3 separate regions of the Homo sapiens genome follow, and all the other regions are linked to region 2. Evidence: chromatin loops called from intact Hi-C (ENCODE). Cell type or tissue: endothelial cell of umbilical vein. All regions are shown on one strand.

Region 1 (8,000 bases), 1.1 Mb before region 2:
TTTCTTTGCCTCCACCCTCAGCAACTAATTTGGTGCTTGTTTTTAGCAAGTTATCTGATAAATATGTGCTGGGTGACCAGCAAAGATTCACTTCTCTAGTCTCTGGTGAAGTCTTAGCTCCTCCCTTAATGTGAATCAACACTCAATAGTAGTTCATTTTCCAAGAGAATAAGTCAACTTTCCAAGTGCTCCACTAGTGCCTAGTAATATACTTTTTAAATATATTAATGTCTCTCACTGGAGATGTAGAAGGTAAATGCTAAGAAGATTTAGATCTGGCAGGTTGTAATGTTATGAATGATATATTTTAAAGTGTTTTATTTTGAGGGAAGAAATGCTTTGTAGTGATTAATTAAATGGTTTGGCTCCGTAATAATTGAAGTATATTTGTGGAGCTATTAAAGACTATGTCTGGATGATTTTGATGAATTGCATCTAAAACACTCCCTTCGCATAATGAATTGATATTTTTAAGTGCTGTGATTACAGTGGATTTTTTTAATTTGCATGTGATGTTAGTGGCCTCATTTGTTACTACTTAAATTTGATTGAAATGTTTTTGATTAATTGTTATAAATTCTCTGAATGGTAAGGTAAACTAAGCAGTTTTATTTTCAAAATTCTGTCTCAAGAAATGTTCCTTTTATTTACATTAGTCCTGCTTAGAAGTGGTCTTGCTGCACCGTATCTGGTGCATGCAAATCATATTTCCTTCAGAACATAACACTTAATATGAGAGAAAAGTATGCCTCAGGCATAATTCTGTGAGTTAACAACTCTCTTCTCCCAAGCAGCATTCCTTTGGTAACAAGGAAAGAAATTAAACAAGAAAAAGATAGGAATATCCTTTTCTCTAGCCCTTTGGCTAAAATAAGTTTTCTACCTTTTCTCAATCACCTGGACACACATTTTTGGTCTCACCTTCTATGTCCCAACTCCTTCCCTTCCCCACCTCCCACAAGGCATTTTGTAGATCAAATATTTCCATTAGTTGGTAGGCATAGAGATATATCTGGTGGCTGGTTAAAGAAGAAAACATATTTATCAAGTTCCTTCAAAGTACTGTGTGCTATTTCATATTATATCTTATTTCATTGTACAATAGCCTTGTAAAATAAAAATATGCTAATTTTTACACTTGTGAAAGCTGAGACTCAGACAGGTGAAATAATTTGAGCCTGTATGCCCAGCTTGTTATTGAGCTGATGTGAACCCATGACTGCCAGCCTACTCCTTGTGCTCTTCATACTATGCCTTATTATAGCCTCCATTATTCTTTAGCTGAAAAATATTTGCCTGTCAGTCTGAAAAGATGGAATCAGGTATAGAATTTCAACTCTCAAGTGATCTATTAAAGGAACTCATAGAGGAGATAGCCTTGAGTACAAGAATAATGGGAGTGTTTGAGTTGCTTATATAGGGAAGGCATTCCAGCAAGAGATAACGGCAGGCACAAAGATAAGGTTTGGGGCTACTTGAGGCAGTCTCCCATCTCCTAACTGAGGGTATTCCCTAAGGTCAATCTGTGGTCCTTGAGTTCTGTCTACTTTTGTTCTCTTCTTTGGAGAATTCAACCATCCCATCATTACACTTTCAATTCTGGAGTATTAGTCTTCCTTGAGTTCTGGTTGTGAGTCTACAAATGACAACTAGATAGCTCCACTTTCATACCTGGGATCACCTCAACCTTAACATATCCAAACTCACTTTCTTTTATATCAAATAAATCCATTTGTAATAGTTTCTTTCTTCCCAGTTTTCTATTAAATGCAACAAATTTTTCTACTTCCCACTCTGAAAATGCAATCATGTTTAATTTTTCCTGGTCCTCAATTTACCCATTTTTAATCAGATATAGGTAAAACTGTTTTTTAATGTTTTGATTTTGTATCCTCATTTTAATTTTCACAATTGCTATACAATTGAATATCATATATCTATACATCTTAATTAATAGAAGAATGAGAAACCAATACATCTGACCAACTAAAAAATATTCAATACCTCCCCATTTTTGTTGAAAAATACACTACTGGCAATTCCTCATAGTATCTTCAGCTTGCTCTTCTTACCTTTTCAATTTAACCTTATGCTTCTCCTCAGCATTAATCTTCTGCATAAACCAAGCTCCCTCACCACTCAAATTGTTCTTGTACATTGCTGTTTCTACAAAGTAAATTCATTGAATTTACAGAAATTCATTTACATGAATCTCATTAGCATGAAATTTATCCCCACGCATCAAGCTTACACCACGTACAAAGTCTTTCTTCACTATCTAGTCTACAGAAGTTTTGAACACATAGGGCCCATATTAAGACTTTACCATTCACTGAAATGGCTATGAACATATATATGTGTATACATCTTCCTAAAAGAAAACTCCATTTAGCCAAATTCCAAGCAAACTGCAACAAAAGTTTTAACATATATAATTATTAAACATAAAGCAAAGCAAAAGTCATTGTAATAGAGGACAATTCTGGGGAACTTTAGCTATAATTTAATATCTTGACTTTACTCATTAGCACATTCAGTAACTATTCATTGAGAATATGCTGTGTGCCAGAAACTGTTCTATGCTTTGAGGATAAAATGAAGAACAACCTAAAATCTCAGCTCTCAAAGAACTTCAACTATAGTCAGAGAGAATGCCAATAAAACATAAACAAATACATAGTATTAATTGTCATTAAAAAAAGAGAAGCAAGATGAGGTATTACAGTGAAATTGATTTGGGACTAATTTTAGATATGTTTAGATACAGTGTCATGAACAGCCTTCTGAATAAGTTAAAGAGAAGGAAGAATGAAGCGAGAAAATAAGACACACAGAGTTCTGGGAGGTGGAGGTATGTATCCCAAGCAAAGACAGCAACAACCAAAAAGATCTTAAGGCAGGAAACAGATTTTCATTTTAGGAGACTAGCAAAAACTCCATTGTGATTAAAGTAAAATGAGAAAAGGAGAGAATGACAACAGAAAAATGTGGACTGGTATTTGGGGATCAGACTAGGTGAGGATTGGGGATCAGACAATATACAAAATATATATTTTGTATATTGTCCTGAATGTGATAGGAAGCTTCGGAAGCTTTGAGAAGAGGAGTTACATCATAAGATTAATATGTTCAAGATATCTTTCTGGTTTCTGTAGATAGAATAAAATTTAGAGTGACAAGAAGAGAAGAGGGAAATCAGATGTCCATTGCAACAGGATAGGTGAGAAATCACGATGGTTTCAACTAGAATGTATAATGATGAAACTTAATAACTGATTGAATGTTGCGTATAAAGAAAAGAGAATACTTAAAGATGGGTGCTAGATTTTACCTTTGTGAATGGAGGATTTGGACCTGTGTAATTCAACCTCAAGGAGAAGAGGTTTGAAGGGTAAAATTGATAACTAAGTTTGGACATGTTTATATTATGTCCTATGAGCTCAAAGAAAGGTTCAGACTAGAGAATCAAAGGGTGGGGGAGGGGGGGCCAACTGCATTTGATAATAATAGGACTAAATTAGAAATAATTTGGATTGGGGTGGGTAAGGTAAAAGAGAATAGGTTTGAAGAAATATGTGTTTGTTTTTGGAACTATTAAATTTAAAATTTCTAAGAGACATCTAAGTGAACAAGTCCAGGAAACTGCAAGAAAATTGGACCAATAATTAGGAGAGTTTGGGGTTTGTTTGTAAGCACAATTTGGAAGAACCAAGAACAGAGCCCAGAGACTAGATAAATAAAGAAAGTCCAAGAACTGAGACCCAGATACAAGTGATAGCATGACAGGAAAAATGTGTTTCAAAGATGAAGAAGTAGTCAATAGTTCCAGTTGCAGATGAGTCAGGTTAGATAGAGTTAAGAGTCATCATTGGGTATGGAAACCAGATGTTGGTTGAGGGTTTAGCAAAAAGCAATTTCAGGTCCCATCTCTTTGAGGAAGTTTTTTGTCTCCCAAAGGCCCAGGCAAAGATGTAAATCAATGTTCATTCGTCAAATAGAACATTCTCATTAGTTGGCTACCGGATTCTATAGTGCAAACCTTAATATAATGTGCAAACTATCAAGATGCAGGTGTGATACTCATAGCCAAGGATTTCGTTGGTACCAAGAGCACTGAGACCCTGTGGTAGCCTCTTCCAGCCTCCTCTTGTAATGAGTTTCAGTTCTTGACAGACTTCTTGCTTGCTTATGCCCAAGTTTAATGTTCCTAAATCAACTGCATTATATAGCCACACATTTTATACTGGGGACTGTAGGAGCAGGAAAAGGAGCACTGAGGCTTTGCAGCACTGTCATGACACTCCTACACTAGGACTGTATTGCCAAGTGCAGATCCAACTGGGCCCTGAGAAGTGTGTGATGAACAAGGCCCCCTAGAGGGCAGCAGAGCCTCACAGGAGTGGGGAGAAAGCCCAAAACAGAGGTTAGTGGGGAGTTTCACTCAAGGAGACACAAGGAGGCAATGCACACATTTACGGAGAATGAAGTTAAGCTTTGTGAAATGAAGGAAGTCCGTAATACAAGGAGTAGAAAAGTCTAAAATGTGAACCAGACAGCAAACACAAGGCTGGGCTAGGAAAGAAAAGAGTGACCAGAAGTCAGTCACAGGAAAGCAAGGCTTGTCTGCTCAGTGAATGTTATGACCCAAGCAATCATAATAAACAGGTACCATTTCACCATTTTCCTAGTCTGTTTTGTGTTGCTATAAGAGAATACCACGGACTGGGTAACACTATTTAAATGAAATTTATTTCTCAGTTCTGAAGACTGGGAAATCCAAGACCATGGCACCAGCATCTGGGGAGGGTCATCCCATGGTGGAAGGGCAAGAGAGCATGTGTATGTGTATGTGTATGTGTGTGTGTGAGAGAGAGAGAGAGTGAGAGCAAATGGGAGACAAACTTATCTTTTTACCAGGAGCCAACTCTCCCAATAACTAACCCACTCCCATGATAACAACATTAATCCATTCGTGAGGGCAGAGCCCTCACAAAATCACCCCTAAATGTCCCACCTCTTAATACTGTTACACGGCAATTAAGTTTTCAACACGTGAACTTTTGGTGACATTTTCAAGCTATAGCAACCATGTTATCTGCTATGGGCTAGATGATAGGTTAGGCACTGGAGATATAAAAATGAATACAATACCATCCTTCCCCCAGATAACTTTTCTCTTCATAATAAATTCAGACTCATAAAAAATAATGTTAGTAAGGAAGTATAGATAACTCGATCCTTTGTGGGTATACAAAAAGGGAAATAATGATGAGAGAGGACAGGAAAGGCCTCAAAAAAAAAAAAAAAAGGATAACATGATGGTATGGGTCCTGGTTGTGGGTTTTTTTTTTCCTCTTCTCTGATTTCTCTATGTCTTCCCTGAAATAATATTTTTCTTTCTCATTTATTTATTCTCTCATTCAGCACTTTTTTTATTATTGAGTCTTGCCAGGCCCCACTCACTGTTGTGGGCACTGGGATACATACATGGTCCCTGCCTTCAGAAACCTTCTGCTATTTTATTTGTGGTGAACGTGACAGTCACAAGCAAGGCAGTCAGCTTGCACCCATTTGTTTCTTCCAATGACACATTCTGCACCCTGCCCTCTTCCTAGGCTTGAAGGAGAAAGCTTAAACGGTCAGCTCTACAAGGCCCCATGTGAGAAAGAAAGGTAACAGATAAAGAATATCATGTCTTTTCACTTAATCAGCTCTTATCGCTTATGCAGTTAACAAATAGTTGTTGTGCACAGTGTGCCAAGCTTGTGCCTCTCAGGCCAGGGTAAGTTCAAATTACACCACGGCATTTTCCATTTTAGTTCTAGGAGATTTATTTTTTCATTCTAGGACACCTAGGTGTTATTAACCTTTTTTGAAATGAAGTCTTGTTCTGTCGCCCAGGCTGGAGTGCAGTGGCCCAATCTCAGCTTACTGCAACCTCCACTTCCCGGGCTCAGGTGATTCTCCTGCCTCAGCCTCCTTTGTAGCTGGGATTACAGGTATGTGCCACCATACCTAGCTAATTTTGTATTTTTAGTAGAGACGGGGTTTCACCATGTTGGCCAGGCTGGTCTCGAACTCCTGACCTCAGGTGATCCACCAGCCTCTTCCTCCCAAAGTGCTGCGAGTACAGACATAAGCCACCAAGCCCGGCAGGTGTTATTATCTTTACCATGAGTTTAGTGTGCTCTATTTGTTTGTCTATGACAGCCAATGTTTATCATCCCCATTGGATTCTAAGCTCCTTGAGTTGAGAGGCTGTGAAATGTATTTTCTGGATGTCAAGTAGAAAACCAAGTACTATGCCAGGTATCTAGAAAATACACAATATATGTTTAAGTATATCATTTACAAACAGAAGAACCTAGCTTTGAATTCCAACATCAACATTTATAAACTTTGTGACCAATAGATCTCTTTTAAACAGGATCATCAATACCCCTCCCTAGGGTTGTAAAGAGACAATGTTTGAAACAATGTTTAAAAAGCTCTGAGTATAGTGCCTGTTACGTATGCTTGCTCTTCCTCTTTCTCTTCTTTATTCTTTGCCCTCTACTTGATTTTTGTTTGTTTGTTTTTTCCTTTTTAGCCATGCCTTTGGTAATTTTGGTTATTTTCTTTAATCTAGTGTTCTACAATACAAGCCTCAGTGTTCAACAGCCCAAATATGAGTCCTGGCTTTGCCTCATCTAACTGTGTGACTTTCAGCAAGCTACCCAGCCACTCTGTGCCTCAGTTATTTTTATCGGTGAAAGGGGGATAATAATAGTACATATCTCATAGTGTATTAGTCTGCTCTCACCCTTCTATAAAGGTACTACATGAGATTGGGTAATTTATAAAGGAAAGAGGTTTAATTGACTCCCAGTTCCACATGGCTGGGGAGGCTTCAGGAAACTTACAATCATGGCCAAATGTTAAGCAGGTACCTTCTTCACAAGGGAGCAGGAGAGAGAAGAGAAAGCTAAGGGGGAAGAGCCCCTGTAAAACCTTTAGATCTCACAAGAAGTCACTCACTATCATGAGAAGAGCATGGGGGAAACTCCCCCTCACGATCCAATCACCTCCCTTCCTCCACACATGGGGATTACAGATCCCTCCCTTGACATGTGAGAATTACAATTTGAGATGAGATTTGAGTGGGGACAGAGAGCCAAACCATATAAGTGTCTTAGTGAAATTAAATGCTAAAATCTACATAAAACATCAATCCTGTAAATTACATGGTATTTCTTCCATTATGCGAAAAGAAAATTTGAGAAAAAGTTATATAAGTTATTCATAACAATATAGCTAGTAAGTGGTATTGCTGAGAATAAAATCCATGTTAATTAACTCCAAATCCAGTACACTTAATTTCCATAATATATTGCCCATCTCAGGCAAACTAAAGCCCAGTCAAGTTAGACAAATCTGAAGAGCTATGGTATATCTATCTATATGTATGTTTATATATGTATAAGTGTGTGATTGTATGTGTGTATATACATGTATCTGTGTCTATATATTTATATATGCTTATATACTTGTATGTATACAGATGATACTACTTAACTTCATGCATTAGCTTATCACACTCTGACATGATAAATTCCTAATATCTATAACAGATCACAATGAAACTCCTAGCTTAGGACCTAGCAAATACTAAGTACTTAAGAAACATCAGTAAACGTTTCTTTGGATATTTTGCATTGTGAAATTAAAGTAATCTCACTTTCCTTTATTGTGATAGACACTCGGCAGTGTGGAAATCTGCTTGGAAATGACAGAATTAGGAAATCCATCTGTTGTAATCATGTGTGATTATAATTAAACATAAAACGTTATCCTAATACCAGGAGAAATATAATTACCTTTATTAAAATAATAATCTTAAGACAATGTGATGGGGCTGGGCGCGGTGACTCACGCCTGTAATTCCAGCACTTTGGGAAGCCGAGGCGGGCGGATCACAAGGTCAGGAGATTGAGACCATCCTGGCTAACATGGTGAAACCC
Region 2 (8,000 bases):
CTCTTGAGCTTACCAACAGAAAGTGAGTCCTCACCTAATTCCCTGGAGGAAGGGTGTATGAGCCCTTCTGTGGCTGGTCATAGTCAGGTCCTTCATCATACCACATGGTGTGGTCCCTGAGAGGGAGGCAAACACATTTTCATAGAGCTAGAAAGGATCCTTAGCATAAAAGGCTAAAAATCATCTACTCCCTCCTTTTCAGGTATAAAGCAGTACTTCTCAAACTACCAGTAGGGAATAACATTTTTAAAAAAATTTCAATCGACCACAGACTTATACTTTTGGAAAAGGCAATAAAAATGTATTGTTAAATATTAAAAGGACAAACAAAATGCAAGCCACTATTTTTTCTTCAATTCAACAGATATAAAAATAACTCTGTAAAGTTGCTGTGAAATATTTCTAAATGTTTACCATTAATTGCTAAATGTATCTTTTTATAGGCTAGTAACAAAAAGTTTGTGGACAGGCCCCCAGCCAAGCACTAAATTTGAATTAACACCAGTTTAATGTATAATGAAAGAGTCTTCAACCCAAGGCATCTATCTGTGGGGTGATGGGTGATTGGGGTTAGTGCAATACTAAAATTACAGTATTCAGCTCTGGCATTCAAAATCAGGTTTTTTTTTCCATCTACAGCAAGAAAATAGACTTGAAAGTCAGGCCCTCCTTCCTAAGAGGAGGAATGAGTAGCTCCCGTTGTCTCTTTCCACCTTCGAAATACCAAGATGCAAGCATGGAAGATGAGATCACAATTTTGCTTTACGTACGGAGTAAGGAGAAGGTAGCCCACCTTTCAGCTTGGTGTGTACATTATTATTAATATTGAATAGCAGACTATTCATCAAAGTAACATCTCTCTTGTTTAATGATTAACAACTTAAAAAGTGTTTTTACGTCTATGATGTACGTTTATGTCTCATTTACCCTAAAGTCATACTTTTGTCCCCATTTTACAGATGAAAAACAGAAGCAACAATAGAATCAAGGCATTCTCACCATTCCCAAGCTTGGAGGGAAGGTGAGATGTTTTCCACAGTCTGTAATGGGAGTATCTTTGTCCCGATTACGTCTGGGAACAGAGTACGTCTGGGAACAGAGTAAGGAAGTAAATGGTGGAGTAGGAGAAACCTTGCATCTTAGTCGGAAGTCATCATTTGTTATCATCATCTTCACCAACATCATTCACCAGCATCTCTTTGGCCCTATTATTTCTAGGATCCTGTGGCAGGCAAATGGAGGACATCAGGAGATAAGGCAAGGTCCCTGCCATCAAGGACCTGACAGCCGGCTATGTGATTCTGGGCAAGTCACTAAGCTTGTTTTTACAACTGCAAATTGAGATAATAAAATTATCTCCCTTGGAGTGTTGTTGTGAGGGATTAAACCATAAAATGCACATGAAGTGCTTAGCACAATCCAAGGCCTGCAAAGCCCACAAGACCCAGTAAACATCCCCTAAGTATTTGTAATTAATGCTATATAAATTAGCCAAAAATAGATCTGTTTGCTAATTACAATGACTAACAAGTCATTTTGCATTTAGTCATTTTCCACATGGCTTCATTTGTCCCTGAAATACCTATGTTTTCAGAGACATGTTAAAATCACTAAATAAAGTTAAGAATTTTTTAACTGCTAAAATAAATAACCAAATATCACCTGAAGAGAAGGACTCTAGAGAAACAGCAAGGGCGTATCTCTGGAGTATCTTGATATCACATTTTGTATCCAGCAACAAGCATTTTCAGCACGTTGATAGCAAGCTCTGTTTCCATTCTGTGTTTGACAAATTTTGCTCCAAGGGAGAGATAGCTGCTTCCTGCCTTTCCCAGCTATGGTGGAACCTGGGATAGCCTGCGGGGAAGGAGGAGCTGGGGAATTTGTGACTCAGGGGAAAGTCAATTGAAAAGTCAGGCAGACAAAGCACCAAGGCTGAGAGGAAAAATATACATGGAAAGCTGGAGTTAGAGGGGAGAGTTGTCCAGACTTTCCAAGAGAGACTGGATCTCCATGCCAGGCAGCCAGGAGGCCACTGGAGACAGCTCTGCTGGGAAAACTCCACTGGGCAGCATAACATGACAGAAAACAGGCTCTCCTAGCCAGAGCCCCATGGTGAATGCCTCCAGCACCTCACCCAGGCTCCTCTGGGTTACACAAGGCCCATTTCCTTCCCTTGTGGCAATCTTGGCAGCAGAGAATGGGACAGTCTCCTGAGCCCCTCAGATGATTCTAATATATCCCAGGCTTTCCATCATTGCCCTTACTGAGAATCATTTGCAACACATCAGTAGCGTGAATCATCAGATCAGTCCTTCAAGCAGGGAAACCAACAATTACGCTTGGCCCTGAGTGCTCAGGGAGGAGGACGCAGGTGCCAGGTTGGCATGAAGAGGTGGAGAGACTTCTCCAGGGGGCTCCATCCTGCCCCTACTTCCATTCTCCAGGTAGACAGCATGTGACTCCCCTTGCTTACATCCTCAAGCTTCCCCTCCCCTTGATTTGCTCCTCTCTCAGTACCTTTCTATTCACTGTGGCATAATTCCACCTTGTCAAAGTCAGCAGAGGAAGGCTGATAGAGAGGGCTCTTTTCTGAGCAGCAGGAAACCTGGCTTCTGGCCCTGGCTCTGTAACTAGTTTGTTATGTGTCTTTGGACTGGTCCTTTTCCCTCTCTAGGCTCGAAAAGAGTTGACCAGGGGACCTCTACAATCATCTAGTCTGGCCCTGTAACAGAATCAGACTGGGTTTGTTGAGTTTTTTTATGTGATTGGCTGGCTTTGTGTTTTGGTGTGTGTGTGTTGTAGAAAAACATTTAATATGAGATCTATCATTTTAACAAAATTTTAAATATACAATATAGTGTCATTAGTCACAGGCACAATGTTTGTGTTTTCATGGTCAAACCATCTACTCATCCATCCACCCTGGAGACCAGCAAACCACGGCGTCCTGTAGGAGCCTGAGACAGCACACTTCTTTCTCTAGGCACCCACTGGTATCACCAAGGTCCCAACCTGCCAAGGGAACAGGAGGACAGAGAAGCAGGATGGGGAGCTTGATGGGAAAGGATCTAGCAGGTCATTCTTCCACCACTAGGTGTCACTGTTCTACCTTAAACATCCCTCTTTAGATTCTCCATCAGAGTAAGCAGTGACTCAAAGCTCTCTTGGATTCTTGGCACTTGGATCTAGTTAGCATCTTTCTTCCTGGACCCTTTCCCCAAGACTCAATACGATTATTTAAATGTGTCTGCCCATCTCCTTTCCCTGCCTGCCAGCTCTCTGGACCTGACCACTGACATAGAATGTGAGGTATACATCTGCCCAAGCTAATGAGCCTAGCCCTTTTCATTTATTCTCATTCAGTCATGAATTTAATGAACCCTGCCATGTTCCAGGCCCCATGCTAAGAGCTGAAGACTCAAAGAAGAAAAGCGTACTCCCTGTCCTCAAGAGTGATAGCCACATGGCTGCTATTCCGTCACACAAGGCCTAGTTCCTTCCACTGTGGCAGTCTTGGCAGCAGAGAGTGGGACAGTCTCCTGAGCCCCTCAGATGATTCTAATACATCCCAAGCTTTCCATCATTGCCCTTACTGAGAATCATTTGCAATGTATCTTTAGTGCAAACCATCCGATCAGTCCTTCAGGTGGGGAAACCAACAATTGCACTTGGCCCTGAGTGGTCAGGGAGGAGGACACAGGTGCCAGGCGGCATGAAGAGGCAGAGAGGCTTCTCCAGGGGGTCCATCCTGCCACCACTTCCATTCTCGAGATAGAGAGGATGCGACTCCCCTTATTCACATGCTCAAGTCCACGTGCTATTACAGACATGTTGCTATTACTTTAACCTAGTGAGAAAGCACTGAAATGAAGGACTCCATGCTGTGAGTATACAGATGAAGGAGCCATCAGGCCTGCCTTGGATAGGTAGGGAAGCTACAGAAGGGTGGCAGCATTTGGCTGAGACTTGAAAAATGCATGGGCCTTGATGGGTAAATCACTGGGAAAGAGTATCCCAGGAAAAAAAGAATAGCATAGGCAAATAGGCCAGCCTACTAAGTTTAAGTAGGTTTTTCCTATTTAAAGACAAACCATATGAAAATCAATTTTGGCCCAATTACCTTGCATGCAAGAAAATGAGGCTCCTGCTCCATTCTTAGATACTATCACCATTTGCTGTCTGACACTGGGGAGCAGAGATGTTACTTTTCATTTTTTGTATCCTCAAAATTGACCACAATTGAAGGTGCACAATATTACATTTTGAGTGAATGAAAAATTCACCTTACCAGCTAAGCTAAGCCACTACAAGACCATCAGATTTTGAAGAGGTTTTTTCCCGAAGGGGAAACTGAGGCATGGGCCCACCAGTAGAAGAGCCATGCATGCCTCCTGGTGCTCCTTGCAGAGCCTGCAGGAGCTGATTCCCTTCTTCCAGGTAAATGAGTCTGCAGGTTTCTCAGGATCAGAGAATTGGCTGCACCTTTTTATTTCCAGAAATTCTCCCTACTCTTCTTTCAGGAACACTGCTCTGGGGGACCTGAGAAACTAAAAATGTAACAAGAACTTAAAAGCTCTGTGTTCTCACCAAAGCTGAATCAAGAGCAGAGAGCAAGGTCATCTATATGCTAATCTCACAATACAGACCCCTTAGACTTTGGCAGAAGAAGTGATTTTTTTCCTCCCAGAAAATCATTATCAAGTATTTGCTTCTGCCAAAACTTATTAGGAGCTTTGGTACCTGATATAGTATACTATATGCCACAGGCGACGGGAGGAGTAGAACGTGCAAGAGACAGGAAGGGAAACGTAAAGGGACAACAAGAATAACTCTGACTCTGAGCAGAATGTTATTAATATTGGCTGTGGAAAGTTTGGTTGTGGGTGTGGGAGGAAGGAGGTCAAGGTAGGCAGAAATAAATTCTGAGTCAGAGAGTGATTGTGTCCTGTCTCTGCCAAAATTCTTCCATAGATAGCCTCATTTCCGATGGAATAAAGTCCAAACTCCTTAGTCCAGCATTTATGGCCACCATGGCCTAGCCCTGACCCATCTTTTCAACTTTTGCTCCCAGTACTTTCATTGCTTGCCTCTCACGCCAGCTGAATGGGCCCATGCACCCTCATCAGAAGGGTCCACTGGGACCCAGCTACTCCTCAGGGTCAGCTCCTAGGGATCTCCTTACAGGCATACCTCAGCAAGCATCCACATTTCCAGATGGACTGTGCTCCCTCATGCCACATTTCCTTTCCTTCTTTAATTGGCAAGCTCCTCTTTAACTTTCAACATCTCTCTTCTTGGAAGCCTTGCCTGATCACACCCACAGTTGAGCTTGAGGACTCTTATCTTGCACACCTTGTACATGCAATTATTATAACTCATGACTCTGTTGAGAGAGTATTAGTGTATCTCTGAACTCTGAGACTGTCTTTCTTTTTTTTTTTTGAGACGGAGTCTCACTCTGTTACCCAGGCTGGAGTGCAGTGGCGCAATCTCGGCTCACTGCAAGCTCCGCCTCCCGGGTTCACGCCATTCTCCTGCCTCAGCCTCCTGAGTAACTGGGACTACAGGCACCCGCCACTACGCCCAGCTAATTTTTTTGTATTTTTTTAGTAGAGATGGGGTTTCACTGTGTTAACCAGGATGGTCTCGATCTCCTGACCTCGTGATCCGCCCGCCTCGGCCTCCCAAAGTGCTGGGGAGCCTGTCTTTTAATGACAGACAGGTGGCATGTTTCTCATCTGTTAGAGCACCAGCTCCAGCATAAAACTTAACATACGCTAATTAATATCTAGGAATAGAGTTCTCAAGGACAGAGACCATATGTTTATCTTTGTGTCTCCAATCTCTTGACCATGGCTTGGCATGGAGAAAGACTTCAACACATACTGGTTGAATTAATACATGAAAGTATGAAGGGATAATGCAAAATAAATATTTGTCAATTAATTTCCAAGTTTTAGTACAACTTAGCTTCTTCATTTTGTTTGGTTAATTGAAAGGACTACCCACTTTGTGCATCTAGTCTTTTCCACATCTGAGCTCCTAGCTACCTGTGCTAAAAGCATATCTCATATGTCCAGGTACAACACTTGCTCTCTGAATAAGTCTTCCGTTGTAACACTACCCTTTTACAGAAGCGGGAGTCAGTTAAAAAAAATCTATTCAATAGATTTTTACTTAGTATCTACTATATACCTGGCAGTATGCTTCCATCAGAGCTATGGCAGTGAATAAGACAATTCCAACTTTATTTTTTGGAGTGTACAGCCCAAAGAATAGACATCAAATCAATAAATACAAATATGAAGGGTGTCTGAAAGGCAGAGTAGAGGAACACCAAACAGAGAGCCTAATCTAGTCTTAAGGAGTTCAGGGAAGGTTTCCCAGGGAAAGAAACATTTAATCCAGGATAAAAAGATAAGTAGGATTAGCCAGGCTTAGAGAAGAGGAAAAAACAAGTGTTCAGAAGTTAACCCAGGCATCCTAGGCTAGCTGGCTGCCCTTCTTGCCTCCCCTGCCCCATCTCCAATCCAATAATTACAACTACTTTTTTCTGAAACACATCACTTTCTCCTGTTATTGGCATTGGATATTTCAATGCTAATATCAGTTACCAACTAGACTGCAAGCTAAAAGGAAGGTTAGGCAGCCACATGAAAAGGATCATTATGGTCAGACAACCAACTCATACCAGGGCAAGTACTGACAGTCCCAATTCCCTGAAAAGCCATCTGTCTCGGGCAAAACAGGACAGTTGGTTGCCCTGCACTATGGCCACAAGCCACCACTAGGATGGACCAGTAGCAGCTCAGCACATATAATATTTATTCATTAATTCATTTGTTCAATGTCCTGAACATATACATAAAGAACTGAACACCGAAAATATAGTAATGTACAAACATGGGCACACATTGTCTTACTTTTCTCTGTCCATTAGTTGGAAAAAGAGCTAGCAAAAACATGAGTCCATGTTTCTATTGTTCAACCTCAGATGAATGTATAAAACTTCCCTCTAATGGGGCAGAAGATGATAAAGAATTTTCTTAAAAGGAAGCATCATGGTTTGCATTGGAGCCCTGGAACCTGGTTCTAGTCCAGATGATGGTGCTCTGGGTGGTTGGTTTAACTATAAAAAAGGGACTGATAACAATACTGATGCCACTTTGCAGAATTTTTGTAAAGACTAAATGACACCAAGTGGATAAGAAGGCTTTGTAAATTTAAAAGCATGGAGGAAATGTTAGCATCTTAGGCTTTAACAGTCTGTGAGCTGCAACATAGTCTCATTAACTTTATTAGAAATTCCTACTGGTGGGCAAGTTCTGCTTCTGGCATGGTGACACAAAGGCAAACACTTTTTAAAAAGATTTGCATATTGTAGTTTTTTAAAATTTTTTAGTAATAATAATGTTTGTACATTTTTGTGAGGTGCATATGACATTGTTAAATGCATAGAATGTTAATGATCAAGTCAAGGTATTTAGGGTATACATCACCTTAGTATTTATAATTTCTATGTGTTGGAAACATTTCAAGTTCTCTCTTCTAGCTGTTTTGAAAATACTATAGTTACCCTACTCTACTATTGAATATTAGGACTTATTCCTTCTATTTAACTGTATGTTTGTACTTATTAACTAACCTCTCTTTATTCTCTTACCCCCACCCCTTAGCCCCTCCACACACACACCCTTTCCAGCCCTCTGGTAATTATCGTTCTACTATTTACCTCCATGAGATCAACTATTTTAGCTCCCATATATGAATGAGAACGTGCTATGCTTGTCTTTCTGTGCCTGGCTTATGTCACTTAATATAATGACCTTCAGTTTCATCCATATTTATCTAAATGACAGGGTTTTAATCTTGTTTACATGGCTGAGTAGTATTCCACTGTGTATATACCACATTTTCTTTATCCATTCCTTCATTGATGGACACGCAGTTTGATTCCATACCTTGGCTATTGTGAATAGTGCAGTGATAGACATGCA
Region 3 (8,000 bases), 67 kb after region 2:
CTGTCAGGAAAGAGCTGGGTGGCTTTGGCTGAGACTCACCCGCTGGGACTCCATTTATGCCAAGTCAAGTCAGCAAAGCAGGTACAGCTGTTCCCTCAGGGATTTGGAGAAACGCTGTATCAAGCTCTGCATGTGGGGACATTGTGGGCATTGGTGCCAGGCCTGTGAGCTTCTGACCTGATAAGCGTTGCTCCTTGTTTTTGACTTCCCAAGTGGTTGCATGTCTCTTCATTAGACCAGTACATCTTCCCTTCAAGACAGGCATCTATTCCCACTCCATTCGAAAAGTGAAGTTTTAGAGTGGTTTGTAGGCTGGCTAGAGACCTCAGAACAAGTCAGTGGATGAGGGAGAAATGAGACTCAGAACCCTCCAGGCAGGGGTTCAGTCATTCTCTCCTTCCTTCTTTCCACATTCATTATATACCTTTGTGTACCAGGTACACAGCAATAAACCACCTGCTGTCTGCTGGCACAAAGCTGCAGTCTGAGGGAGGAGGGAGGGAAGTTGACAGGCAGTCACCCCGCGACAGTGACAGTGCTGTGGTCATGGTGTGGCGGGATAACCAGTGAGGTATGGAGATACAGCAGAGGGCCCCTCAACTTCAGCCTGCCCCGGGGAACTAGGAATCATTCTGGGCTTTGCCAGGTATGTCCACTGCTGTGTCCCAACACCAGCTTCCCCACTGCTCCCAGTGTTCCTCAACATCCAGGGTGAGCCCTGGCCTCCATTTCCTCCAGGAGCCTTTGTGTGCAGAGGCTCAGAGCCAGAAGGCCACCCCACACCACAAGGCCCTGGGGGGATTTTGGAATTAGGTGTTAACATTGAGAAGGTGCACACTTACTTCCATTTTAGTATTTGTAATTGGAAAGGGCTGCTTGAATTTCTGGGAGAATTTTATCCCCTTCCTTCCAGGTCATTTGGAGTTTCCTTTATAATTTCATTTTTAATTATATGTTATTTTTCTCAGCTCAAATCTGTTGCCAATATCAAAGCTGTTGAAAACATTTTTGGATTCTGTTATGATACATGCCATGGGGTGAAAATGTTGTTATCTTAACAGCTGGCCCCAGAGTTCTCCTTAGGGAGGGAGAACTCTTTGTTTTGAGAAAATACCTTAACAAGGACCTTGGGGTAGAAAGTGAAACCTACAGGAACCTTAGCACAAAGCCACTGGCAATAATGAACCTAAAATATAAGAAAGGAATTTGTTTTAGCTCTAGAGAGGGAGCAGAAACAGAGGGATGGAGACTGAAAGGAGAGGAAGAAGGAGAATTAAGATTAAGAGAAGTCTATAAGTTAAGATTGAGTCCAAGTCACTGGCAGGCCCCCAGCATTGGGTGGAGTCCAGACCCTGACCCGAGAGATAGTTTAGTGCCAGCAAATTGTGAGACCCAGGATGCCAAATGTTCCTCTTGAAAGTTCATTGCTGTTATGTAGAAAGCCACTCATCTCCCTCCAAAATTTTAGCAAACTCTGTAACACTCATGAGCACTGTATGAGTAGAATTCTTTTAAGGCTTGAAGAAGGGGCTGAGCTTCTTGTCTGGATCAATGTCACAAGGCAGAAGTGTTCCTGAGAAGATAAGCTGCTCTCATCCCCTGGGCTTGCGGAAATCTTGGGACAACTTTGGACTTCGGCAGAAAAGAACTGTAGTTTGAGGAGGCCAGTGTTGACATGTGAATTAAATAAATGCAAAGCAATTAATTAAACCAAGACACTAAGGGTGCTGGGACAAGAATCTAATTTGATAGAACCCTGCCTAGGAGCAATATCACTACTCCACGCTCTGCAAAGTGCTTTCTCATGCATTGTCTCATTTGATCTCACACCACCTCTGGAAGGCAGCCTGGATGGAGAGGCTGGTGCCTATTTTACGGGTGCAAAAAAAGATGTTCTCTTTTCATGCCCTTTCAGGCCTGAACTCTCTGAGGCAGATGGAATTCTCCTTGAAGGCTCACCAGGAGTAGGAACCAGAAAGCTTGTTCTGCTAAACCTGGAAGATCAGCACCATGAGACGGGGAAGGTGGATGGAGGGGTGATTTGTCTAAAGTGCCAAAAAAAGGCTTTGTTCTGCTCATAGTTTGAAAAAAAAAATGTGTCCATTGCTTCTGTGGTTTCCCAACATACATTTTGGTATCACCTGGATCAAGTGTCTCCAGTGAACAGCAGGTTCTGACATCCTGACCTCAGCTCCAATCTCCTCCTCTCCAAGGGCTGGTGAAAGCCTCTAACATTCCTGTGTCCAAGACAAAAGTCCTGAGGTCTGCTTTATTTCCACTTCTCCTCAGCAGGTCCTACATTTTTTTATTTTTATTTTTATTTTTTTTTTTGAGACAGGTTCTCACTCTCACTCTCTCATCCAGACTGGTGTGCAGTGGTGCGATCTTGGCTCACTGAAACTTCCGCCTCCCAGGCTCCAGCAATTCTCCTGCCTCAGCCTCCCGAGTAGCTGGGATTACAGCTGTGCACCACTACTGCCCGGCTAATTTTTGTATTTTTAGTAGAGACAGGGGTTTCATCATGTTGGCCAGGCTAGTACTGAACTCCTGACCTCAAATGATCCACCTGCCTCTGCCTCCAAAAGTGCTGGGATTACAGGCGCGAGCCACCGTGCCCAGCCAGCAGGCCCTAAATTCTGCTAGTCGTCTTTCCTGTGCTCCAGGCTGCTCTCCTATCCTTCAGCACTAGGGCCCTAGGTGGGATTCACAGAAGGAATTATATCCCTACTCAGTGTTTACCTGACGATTATATACCCTTTCTCAGGGTTTACCTGACGAGCCAAACACTCTGTCGTCCTCACACCTGCCAGGGAAGTGCACTTCCTTTGGGGCCCAAAGCCCAGAATGGTTTGAGCAGATACAGCTTTATCTCTATTTCATGCTCTGTTGAGTTCCTCTCTTAGATGTATTTTCATCCTGTGAGTTTTCTTTGGTGGAAGAGAAGGTATTTTAAGCTTTTTTGGAGCAGAGGAGTAATTTCCTGGTTGTGATCCAGGCTCTAAATGGCTTCCTATACCCTGCCTTCCCCGCCCCAGTCCCTCCCTGCTTCCACACAGCAGACCAGGCAGAAGCCTTCCTAGCCTGGCTCTTCCTGTGTAACACATTCCCCCCAGAGCATGTGTGGATGTGGGGTGGGGAAGGATTAAGCCTCTTGTGTCCTGTGTCATAGGCCATATAAACACCTCAAAGACATCACCCCTTCCAGAACCCTGCACAGATGTGATACATATAATGCATAAGTACATGACTACATGAGGGTTCTCATCATATCCCCTTTTGTGCTTGAGTATGAAACAGACAAACTAAACCCCTCTATTTCCATGAGCTCATGAACAATTACAGTAAGAACTCCGGCTCCCAAATGAGAGCTAACAGCCCCTAACAACCTTTGACTTGGAAGTGGACTTTAAAAAGACAGTGCCAAGAGCTGTGTTACCCACTGACAGTTTAGGGACAAGGTCTGGGTGCCCACAGAGCCTAGGTGTCGAGGACGAAGGAAGCCTCTGCTGGGAAGATGAGCCTGAGACAGCTACAGAAGGAAGATGGCACATGTGGCCAGGACAGGCCCCAAAGAGGATCAGCTCGCCTGCCTGAGTACATCCGGGCATCCTCTTTGCAGAAGGCTACTCTCAATCTCCCTCCAACACATTGTGACACCCATTTTTTGCAAGTCATCTGTTGCTCAGAGGAAACGCTAGACAGTGGTTGGGCCATAATTATAAAGACAGGTAGATGTGTGACATTTCCGAGGGCTAGGCTGGGTGCAGGGAGGCAGGACAGTAGGAGGCTGCCTAGAGAAAACATTTTTTCAGATCTGGCACTCTTGGTATACACCACTGAAGGGCTGACTCTATGACTGAGAGAGCTGATGATTCACTTGTGCCCCGTCTGATCTGGGACTTAGACCTTCTCAGCACTTCCTGCCAACCCGACTAATGGCCAGATGGGCTGCCTAGGAGAGGGGCATCGCCCAATCTGCAGGAAACAGTAATTACAAATCAATGTTTGTGGGACCTGACTGGGGTCGAGCCTGCAGAAGCTGGGTTTGTGGCCAGTCGAGGGATCCTGCCAGCCTAGGGTGCCAACGTTCTAGGGTGCCAACGTGGGGCAGGGCTGAACACCAATCTGGCCAGGCAAGCGTCAGCAAGCCAGATCCTGCACTGAGCCTGAGCCCAAGCCCGCGGGTTGCTCTCCGACTAGCGCTCGTGGAACACGGGTGCCACCTAGTGGCCAGATCTGGCATGACTGGCCCCCAGAGGTCCCAAGGAACCGCCTGTGCGGCGGGGATCACGATAGCCACCACTGCATGACAGTAATGACGTCAATACTATATCAACACCACGCATCTTTCCAGCCATCCTGCCCTCTGCCCTAAGCCTTTGTTCAGGCTGATCCCTCTGTCATCATAATCGCATTAATTACAATAGTAAGAGTAGCATCTCCATCAAAAAGAACAAGACTCTCCACCATGTATTGGGCACTTACTTTGTGCCATACACTATGCTAGGCACACGGATTAGAAATTACCAAGCTAAGGTCCCTTCCTTCATGGGACCCATATGCTCAGATATTTGCAATTAACCAAAATCTAAGACATAGTGGCAAAATAGATTCAACAACCTGCAGGGGCAAAGATGAGGTGACAAGTCATTGAATATCAGGAGCTGGTTTTTAGGTGTCATCAAGGGTGCAAAGGATGGGTAAGATTTCAGTAGGTGACAAAAGGGAAAACATTCCGAGCAAAGGAATGGGACAGTGAAAACAACGGGTCCAGGAAACAGCAAGTGTAGCTGCCAAATATTGTGTATGTGGAGGGGGGGGGGTACAGGGGGGTACCAGGACCCAGAAACGGTTGGAACTTGAAGTTATGATAACCTGTGATGTAAGCCAGTTTCTGGGTTTGAACTTTTCTTCTGAGGCCTAAGATAAGCCACTGGAAGGTTTGAAACAAGAATATCGGTTGTTTCTTAAAGATCTATTTAAGAGGCCAGTGTGCAGAGATTGGTTAGGAAAAATGGCTGCAGCATTTGTTACAACATAATTCACTCAACATCCAACAGAAAATGACAAGCCTGTTATGAGCCAGATGCTGTTCATACAAAAATCTCTTCTCTCGTGAAACCCACATTCTGGAGTTTGATGAGAGAGTGGGTAGGAGGGATAGAGAGGAAACAGATGGAAGATATTGCAGAAGTTGAATCTCCAGGACTTTGATGGCCAAAGAGGAAGAAAGAGGAAGGAGTAAAAGATGTCACCTAAATGAGAAAGAGAGAAGTAAAGCCACCTGATGCTGGAACTGAAAGAAAAGGGCAGGTCTGTGGGGAAAGGAAATGAGTCTGCTTTGGTAATCAGTTGATTCAACAAGCAACTCCAAAGCAAAAACTCTGAGTCCACAAAATCAACATTACATTACAACGACCCACCTCTCCCATCCCATGAAAATTGAGACTAGGTTTACTGCCATTACAGGTTAAAACTGTGCTGAATTAGTTGTCAAATACAAATCTCTATAAACAGAAAAGGAGCGTTCTCTTGGAGAGAAAACGAACCTTTCAAGATCCAAAGAGGAATGATGGCCTGCCTATGACAAAGCCGATCATAATCCCCAAAGACACAATCCTGAATGCCATAATCCCGAATGTTGAAATCTCAAAAGATAAAAATCCAGAAAATATAACTCTGACAAAAAAAAATGTGTTAATTCTTTAAAAGATATTTATATTTTTTAGGGAGGTTTATTTGAAAAACATATAAAAACATGATAGAACACTTCATAGGCCACCTTTTCACAATGAACTAGGTAATAACAAAGTCCATAGTTGTGCAAGCATAAACATTCAGGTATATTAATGAGAGTCTCAGAAGTATAATGGTTATGACAGACAAATTATATTCATAAAGAAACAGCTCAAAAAGGGAAATGCATAAACACATATCACCAAGCTTTATAACTGCAGTTGTCTGAAATACCATGACAGACAACCTAAGGCTTTTGACAAGTTTAATCCAAAACCGCGATGGGTCACCACTGCATATGCAGTCACCCACAGAGCTGAGATCTCAAGAAATTTTATCTTTCACAAATGCTCATGTACAAAAAGGACATCTCTTCACTTATTGAGGAAGTTTCAATGTTTTTACATACATGCACAATGTTTACACACAAAGTCGATGTTGTGATAATATACTTTCATGGAGTCAAACTTGCAAAAAAAGAAAAGCACAAATTAGAACTCTCTAAAAGAATGTACACAACTTAAACCTCTGGTATTAGAAGTGATGTGAAAATGAAACACATAGCGTAGTGAATTGGCAATATTTGTGGAGAGGCAGAAGTTGTACATAATTGAATATCCTGGCAGGGGAGATTTGTATTTTTCATCTGCATTTTCACTTCTTGTATGATCTTCAAAACATTAGCTACACTTGTATTTGTTGAGTGGTTGTGGTCTACAAATTTTGTAAGTATATGCTGTCCATTTGAAGGTCTGGTTACTGCTTGGCCATTGCAATTAAGCAATTTTCTGCTTCTGAAGCACCAATAATAATTCACTTTTAAACTTTTCTTTCACCATTAAGTAGCCTCATATACTTTTTTGTGAGTGAACAATCTCACAGATCTCTTCCATTGTGTCAGAAGGAATATAGTAAGAAGGAATGATATCTGGCTTCCCTAATACCACATCTGTATTCATTAGGGTTCTCCAGAGAGACAGAATCAATAGGATATGTACACAGATAGGACAGGGATTTACTAGAAAAACTGGTTCATGCAATTACAGTGGCTGAAATGTCCCACAACAGGCCGTCTGCAAGCTGGAGACCCTAGGATGCTGGTAGCATGGCTCAGTCCAAATGTGAAGGCCTCAGAACCAGGGAAGCTGACGGTATAACTTACCCAGGGGTCTGCTGGTGTTACGTCATGGAGTCCCAAGGCTGGAGAACGTGGAGTTCTGATGTCAAAGGCAGCAGATGAAAATCTGTCTCAACTCCCAGAAAGAGACCAATTTGCCTTCTGTATTTGTTCTCTCTGGGCCCCCAGCTGATTGGATAACATAGACCAACACTGAGGACAGATCTTCCCCACCTAGTCCACTCAGACTCACACTCATCTCCCCTGGAACACACCCCACAGACACACCCCAAATAATGCTTTACCAGGGCTCTGGGCATTCCTTCATCCAGTCAAGCTGGCACCTAAGATTAAATCCACAAGTCTACCCCTTGTCAACTTGGCATCCACAAGCATGTCCTTAAGCCACCTTAATTTCCAAATAAAGACAATGACAAGGTAACAGTTCCACCTAACAGAGTGACTGTGATTTTCAGTATTTGAGAGGTTCGTTATTTTAGACTTTAGAGATTTTGACCTTCAGGGATTTTGATCTTTTGAGATTTCAACATTCAGGATTATAGCATTTGGGATGGTGTCTCTCAGCATTATGATCCAAATAGTATGAATAACGAGCTAGAGTCCCCTAGAAAAAAATCTGTGATTCATCACTGTAGCAGGACCAGAATACCCTTCGCCAGCAGCCATTCTTACCTCTTTCTTTGGCTAATTTCTGATCCATAAAAACTCATCCCAAATGCTGTGCCCCCGTTCAATCTGGTCTGTGCCTTGACCATAAACTGGTCATTATGCTTCCCTTCTCTGTTCCCAATAGTACAGAGTTCACATCTTTCAGAGAACCTTTAACACTGCAGTGTGGTGTTTGTCTGTGTGACAGCAATTTTTATGCCTATGTTTTAAAATGTAGTTCTAAAATTCTTTGGCATCTCCACATAAAGATAATGGGGTCTATCTCCCCTCCTCTTGAATTTGGGCAGACTTCTGACTATTTCAATAACTAGAATACAGCAGAAGTGACACTGTGAGACTTCTGAAGCTAGAAAAGACCTGGAAGTATCCATCTAGTCTTGCAACGCTAGCTCTTGAGGGGGCACGCTTTTGGGACACTGCCTCTCTGAACCCAGGGTTCATGGAGAAAAATCCATGC

The links. A loop is a pair of places that touch in the nucleus more often than their neighbours do. Peaks named below come from ENCODE experiments on the same cell type or tissue, not always from the same donor. Only the 100,000 strongest peaks of a DNase experiment are listed, where the experiment ranks them.
Region 1: a loop joins it to region 2, with 3 times the contacts of the local background. A loop is called at or near these places in 5 of 110 quality-filtered maps.
Region 3: it touches region 2 in a loop (21-fold over the local background); 103 of 110 quality-filtered maps call a loop at or near these places.

Annotation. Positions count from the first base shown.
Region 1 is chr11:88,540,942-88,548,941 of GRCh38, reverse strand. All of the region lies in intron 8 of GRM5 (glutamate metabotropic receptor 5), which reads left to right. Among named protein-coding and RNA genes, the nearest start is that of GRM5-AS1, 40 kb to the right of the region's middle. In endothelial cell of umbilical vein, a CTCF peak has its summit at 4,391 (motif pointing right); a DNase peak (open chromatin) is centred at 4,401.
Region 2 is chr11:87,416,637-87,424,636 of GRCh38, reverse strand. The region is part of intron 2 of LOC107984361 (a long non-coding RNA gene); the gene reads right to left. Among named protein-coding and RNA genes, the nearest start is that of LINC02711, 300 kb to the left of the region's middle. In endothelial cell of umbilical vein, a CTCF peak has its summit at 3,091 (motif pointing right); a DNase peak (open chromatin) is centred at 3,096; H3K27ac peaks cover 554 bases.
Region 3 is chr11:87,349,154-87,357,153 of GRCh38, reverse strand. No RefSeq gene overlaps it. Among named protein-coding and RNA genes, the nearest start is that of TMEM135, 320 kb to the right of the region's middle. In endothelial cell of umbilical vein, a CTCF peak has its summit at 4,227 (motif pointing left); a DNase peak (open chromatin) is centred at 4,093; H3K27ac peaks cover 1,377 bases.